2 separate regions of the Homo sapiens genome follow, and region 1 is linked to region 2. Evidence: chromatin contacts called from ENCODE POLR2A ChIA-PET data. All regions are on one chromosome and are shown on one strand. Each heading gives the region's core, a stretch centred on a gene start or an enhancer-like site at or near the end of the contact. The rest is flanking DNA. Distances are from core to core; before and after follow the strand shown. Region 1 overlaps MYOM1 (myomesin 1). Region 2 overlaps EMILIN2 (elastin microfibril interfacer 2).

Region 1 (2,700 bases), core at 135-2,634, 200 kb after region 2:
GCAATTTAAGTGGAAATCAGAGCTCACCTCATTCTCCTACAGTGAAAAGGAAACCCATGATTGTGATTGACATAGTCCTTACTTGTTGCCCTTGCTTTCGACTTCCAATCGTGGAGAGTCCTCAGTGGATACATAATCTTTGGACCAGGAGAACTCGGACTTTGGAGTCATCTTATCACACTCGAAGTTCAATGAAATGACTCCATCATCATCCACATTTACAACAACCTCTTTGGTTCCTACAAGATCAAAAAGAAGGCACTGATACTTCGTGGAGGAAAGCAACCAAGTAAGAATTTGTTACCTTGAGATTCTTTACTTTAACCCTAAAGTAGGGCCCTGATCCTAGGTCAGGGAAAAGCTTCACTACTCATGCAGGTGGACAGTCCTACTCCACAATTCAACTTTTATGCCATAACATGAAATTAGATGGTTGCACCACATTTCTTAGGTAGAGTCAACACCATGGACAGTATTGTTTGTGATGTGACTGATGGTACAGTTATGGGAGTGGATTGATTGCAATGAGGAAACAAGGCAGCTTTGGGAAAAGGGAAAGTCAATTGATCTTTATCAGACCCTCATTCATGACTTTTGTTTCAACAATATCCACATGCAATCAGTCATCAGGGAAGGATAGAGATGAAGAACCCAAAAGGAAATTGAATGGGAGAAAGTCCGCATGCAATCAGTCATCAGGGAAGGATAGAGATGAAGAACCCAAAAGGAAATTGAATGGGAGAAAGTAGAGAGACTAAGAATAGCCTATATTCACATATTCAAAGTCTTTAAGTCATTTAAGAGTGGAGAAATATATGGATGCCTGCTCTGTGGATCACAGAACCATAAATCAATTTAAAGATGCCCCTCTAGATTAGAGTGATAGCAACTGAGAAATGACTATTATTGAACTGCATGGAAATTTAAATGGAAATGAGTTTCAAGAGATTCAGCTCTTTCAGGAAGATTGGTTTTTGGATTAAAAAAAATTCAGTTAGTGTTTTGAGTTATTCTATTTTTGAGAGTTATAATAAATTGCACCTGCACCTAATAGAGAATTCAAGGAGAATTTGTACAGCATATGAAACATTCACATCTATGCCTAAATCCAGTTGAAAGGAGTAAAATGCTCTACTCAGATTTATACTCATTCAATTGCCAGTCTAAACTTGGTTTGTTTCAGTACATTAGGAAAAATATATATAAAATATATTACATTTAATCCCAGAAAAGTACAGCTGTATTTTTTTAAAAAGCATAAAAAAACCTTCCAAAAGAATTGAATATTTTCTGTCTGGATTGTATTACAAGAGGCCAACATCCTGGCCTACTGTCCAATAAAACTTGTTAGTGGAAAAAAAATTGCAAACGTTTTCCCAAGGGAAGGCCAAGAGGAAACCAGTGCCCAAATTGTGCCTGGCAGGATGATCTTGGTTCCTGAGCCTGATAGTTGATCTAACTTGTGTCCGTACAGATGGCAGTGTATGCTTCAACTATAAACTTCCAAAAAGTGATTGTTAGCACATGCAAAGCTTAGAGAAGACTGGTTCTAGAAAATTTTTTAAAATTCCTTTTTCTTAAACAAAGGGCTACTTTCATATTTGGTTACATAAAGTGAAATAACAATCAATTAAAGGCTTAAGTATTCCTTAATTGTCCACCATATGTTACTTTTAAAGGGCTATATGTATTCCATTGTAAGTTGCAGCCCACATTTTATTTCTATTCCTGATAACACGTGACTAATCTTCACACTCTATTTTCGTATAATAAATGTTGAACAAATGCTTTTATTAAAACTTAAGAAAAGGCTAACACTGAAGAGTGTTGAGGTTTAGACTGTATTATAATATACAGTTTGTGTGACTGAGTCACAGAAAGAATGTAAACAGAAATTTTTGTATATCTGTATTGTTACAGAGAGAAAAGAAGTGAGGTAATCTTGCTTTTTGCATAATCTCTATTTTGGAAGCATGACAGATTGCTTATATTAATCATTCATTGTTCTATCTGTGATCCCTTTTTAAAAGGAAGTGAATCATCCATATGCTTGTTGTTTATTACATTAGAGGTATGACAAGTGTACAACAAAAATATTGGTTAGCTTAAGAATCTTGATTGTGAAAGATTTGACTTTTCTGAAAACAAAATAGCCACAAAACAGAAAGAATACGAACAATTTAATCAGCCTCGCCATTCTCTAAATGCTGTAGATAACTTTTGTAGTGTAACACCTCACCCATTTGGAAAACTGCCCAAAACCAAGAAATAAGGAAAATAAGCCTCTAATACCAGTTCTGATGTGACAAAGTCCACACACTAGTATGCTGCACACTCACCAGGGAATTGGAATCTTTTTTTTTTTTTTTTTTTTTTTTTGAGACAGGGTCTCACTCTGTCACCCAGGCTGGAGTACAGTGGTGTGATCTTGCCTCGCTGTGGCCTTGGCCTCCCAGGTCATCCTCCCACCTCTGCCTCCCAAGTAGCTGGGATCACAGGTGCATGGCACCACATCCGGCCAATTTTTTTGCATTTTTTGTAGGGACAGGCTTTTGCCATGTTGGCCAGGCTGGTCTCAAACTCCTGAGCTCAAGTGATCCACCCGCCTTGGCCGCCCAAAGTGCTGGGATTACAGACATGAGCCACTGTGCCCAGCCTTGGAGTCTTTTTATACTTTGCTTGAGACAATTCTAACAAGCC
Region 2 (2,700 bases), core at 1-2,500:
CGGTGCGGGGGTCGGTGGCCTCAGGTCCCTTTCAGTCACTTGCGACGCACCCGCGGTTTCCGCGTGCTGTGAAATCGGGAATTGTTGATGCCGGAGCCAAGAGTGAGGCCGGTTTGGAAAGTGCAGCCGTCTGCGCCGGAGAGGCTGGAAACGCCCCGGCCCCGGGCAGGGGTCCCCGGCGGCGTCCGGGTGGCCCGCGGCGTCCTCGGAAGATGCGGGCGGACGCCCGTGTGTCCCGCTGGCCTGACGTCGCAGGGGTGGCCGCAGAGTCCTCACGGGGACCCCGCTCGCCGGGACTCATGGAGGGGACCCTGACGGGGCAGTCAGGGCTGAGGTTTCCTAATCCCGTGTGTTTCTTTCTCCCCGACGCCCGGCAGAGGCGCCCTCGCCCCCGCCGCCCGCAGAGGCCCCGAAGGAGCCGCTGCAGCCCGAGCCCGCCCCGCCGAGGCCCAGCGGCCCCGCAACCGCAGAGGACCCTGGGCGACGGCCCGTCCTGCCCCAGCGGCCCCCCGAGGAGAGGCCGCCCCAGCCGCCAGGCTCCACCGGGGTCATCGCGGAGACGGGCCAGGCCGGGCCCCCCGCAGGCGCAGGCGTGTCTGGGCGGGGTCTGCCGCGGGGCGTGGACGGCCAGACCGGGAGCGGCACCGTCCCCGGCGCAGAAGGCTTCGCGGGCGCACCAGGTGAGGCCCGGGGCTGCGCGGGGAGGAGCGCGGGGCTCTCCCGGAACTTCCGCCTGAGCCTCGGGGTCTGCTGAGGGGCGTGGCGGTTCGGGGTCCAGCCTTCGGGGGGGCAAGTTCCGAAATGCAGCTTTGGAAGGATGCCGAGGCCCGAGGGACCGCTCATGCTAGTCCAGCACACGGAGGCCGGGGCACCTCAGGGACAGTGCAGTCGTCTGTACTTAGACATACTGAGTGGCCCCGCCGGTTGGAGTACGAGTGCCACACGGGCAGCTCATTGATTCCCAGCAGGAAGGATCTTGGAAGCCAGAAGGGTATTGGGAGCTTGGGTAGCAGCAAAGCAGGTGGCACAGCAGCGTGGCTAGGCAGGAGGGCTGTCTACCACGGGCTTCGGGACTTGGGGCAGCTTCCTGAGCTCTCTGAGCTGCAGTTCCTTCAACCACAAAATGAGGAGAGTGCAGGACCTCAGAGGCTTACTGTGAGGATGGAGAAAAGCCCAGTTCAGTGCCCCACTGGGAAGTGCTCCCCATGAGTTGTGAATGTCTGCACCATTACTGTCGTGGTGACAGTGGGGGTGGTGTCAGAGTAGAGACAGGAGAAGGAAGTGAGCATTTGTGGGATACCCACCACGTGCCAGGGACTGAACCCTATCTGGATCTCCTGCAGCCCTCCCAATGGCACTGTGAAGCCAGTGTTGTTTTACAGATGAGGAAACTGAGATTTGTGGCTATAACAGATAAACAGATGACCCTGAATGGGGCAGGTCATGTCATCTGCCATAGATACATGCATAGAACAATGCAAACCAGTCAGTCCCCTCTGAGTCAGACCAGGCTGACCATCAGGGACATGCAGACACTGGCAGGGCTGGGGTTGTTCCCCATCGGTGATAGCCTGGTGCCCCCATGGCCCCTGATGCCCACGGCTGTCTGGAAGGCTGGGTCACTGCTGAGAAGACAAGGAGACATTTTCTCTCACCAGCTTTCTTTTTTCTATTCCTTCTTAGACACCTGAGCTGCGGTGATCACAGCTCTTAAGCAGATGTCCTGCATTTTCTAAGATAACACTTATCTTCTGTTAGTTCCATGTATCATGGATGCTTAGGCTCTCTTGGGCTATTTGTTCCCTCATTTGTCCATCCACGCACCCTTCCGTGCATGCAGCACTCACCCATGCATCTATCCGTGTATCCCTTCCATCCACCCTTCCATCCAGCCACCCACCCACACATGTATCCGTGTATCCACCCATCGATACATCCATCCACCCACATATGCATCCTCATATGCAGAGGCTGGGGCACCCCAGGGACCCACCCACCCATGTATCCATGCACATATCTGTCCACCCACCTATGCATGTGCACATCCTTCCACACATCAAGCCGTGCACTCTTCCCTGTGTGCATCCACTCATCCATCTATTTGTCCCTCCACTTCTGCACCCACCCATCCATGCCTCCATTTAATAAGTACTGCATTCAGTCTAGTTGAAGGTAGAGCTCTTGAACAGATAACACTGCTAGAGGGCAAATGTTAGTTGGCTTGTGTGACTCTCTCAGTCACAGAGAAGTCTCCAAGGCTCCAGTGCCCATCTCTTTCTTTCCTGCAGCCAGCTTGCCCTCAGTGCCCTCTTCCCCGCCAGGGATAAATGGGCTAGTGAGGAAGCAGGGACGGGCTGGTACAAATGTGCCTCTGCTTGAAGGAGGGCAGTGACAGTGGGTGCCCTTGTTCTATGTCTGTTTCTATAGTAGTGAAGACTCGATTTGAACTTGTGAGGAGCAGAGGAAAAAGGGGGCTCAGAACAAGGAGCTGGTGCTTAGGGTCTTGTTTGACATGCCATTTCCTTTCTGTTTTTCAGGATACCCGAAGTCACCTCCTGTAGCTTCCCCAGGTATGTCTGCTGAGAGACCAGGAGCAGGAGGAGCGGTCTCCTTGGTGGCCTCTGCCCCTCCTCTGCATCTCCTGCCTCCTCCCTCCAGGCTATTAGCACAAATCAAGCCTGGGCCCAGCCCTTCCCCACC

What was found. ChIA-PET counts read pairs that join two places held with the same protein, here RNA polymerase II (POLR2A).
Region 1: POLR2A ChIA-PET joins it to region 2 with 34 read pairs in activated T-cell. The contact joins two enhancer-like sites. POLR2A ChIA-PET finds 5 or more read pairs at or near these places in 3 of 52 experiments (WTC11, activated CD4-positive, alpha-beta T cell and activated T-cell).

What each region holds. Positions count from the first base shown.
Region 1 is chr18:3,102,392-3,105,091 of GRCh38, forward strand. MYOM1 (myomesin 1) reads right to left here. Exons shown (of 38, transcript NM_003803.4): 23 at 83-239. Among named protein-coding and RNA genes, the nearest start is that of LPIN2, 91 kb to the left of the region's middle. Within about 2 kb of position 1,385, at least 3 of the 41 ENCODE cell types and tissues checked have a DNase peak (open chromatin) inside an H3K27ac peak, as active enhancers do.
Region 2 is chr18:2,906,406-2,909,105 of GRCh38, forward strand. It overlaps EMILIN2 (elastin microfibril interfacer 2), which reads left to right. Exons shown (of 8, transcript NM_032048.3): 5 at 378-680; 6 at 2,538-2,570. Among named protein-coding and RNA genes, the nearest start is that of LPIN2-AS2, 59 kb to the right of the region's middle. RefSeq lists a silencer at 1-739 and an enhancer at 1,180-1,379. Within about 2 kb of position 1,251, at least 29 of the 41 ENCODE cell types and tissues checked have a DNase peak (open chromatin) inside an H3K27ac peak, as active enhancers do.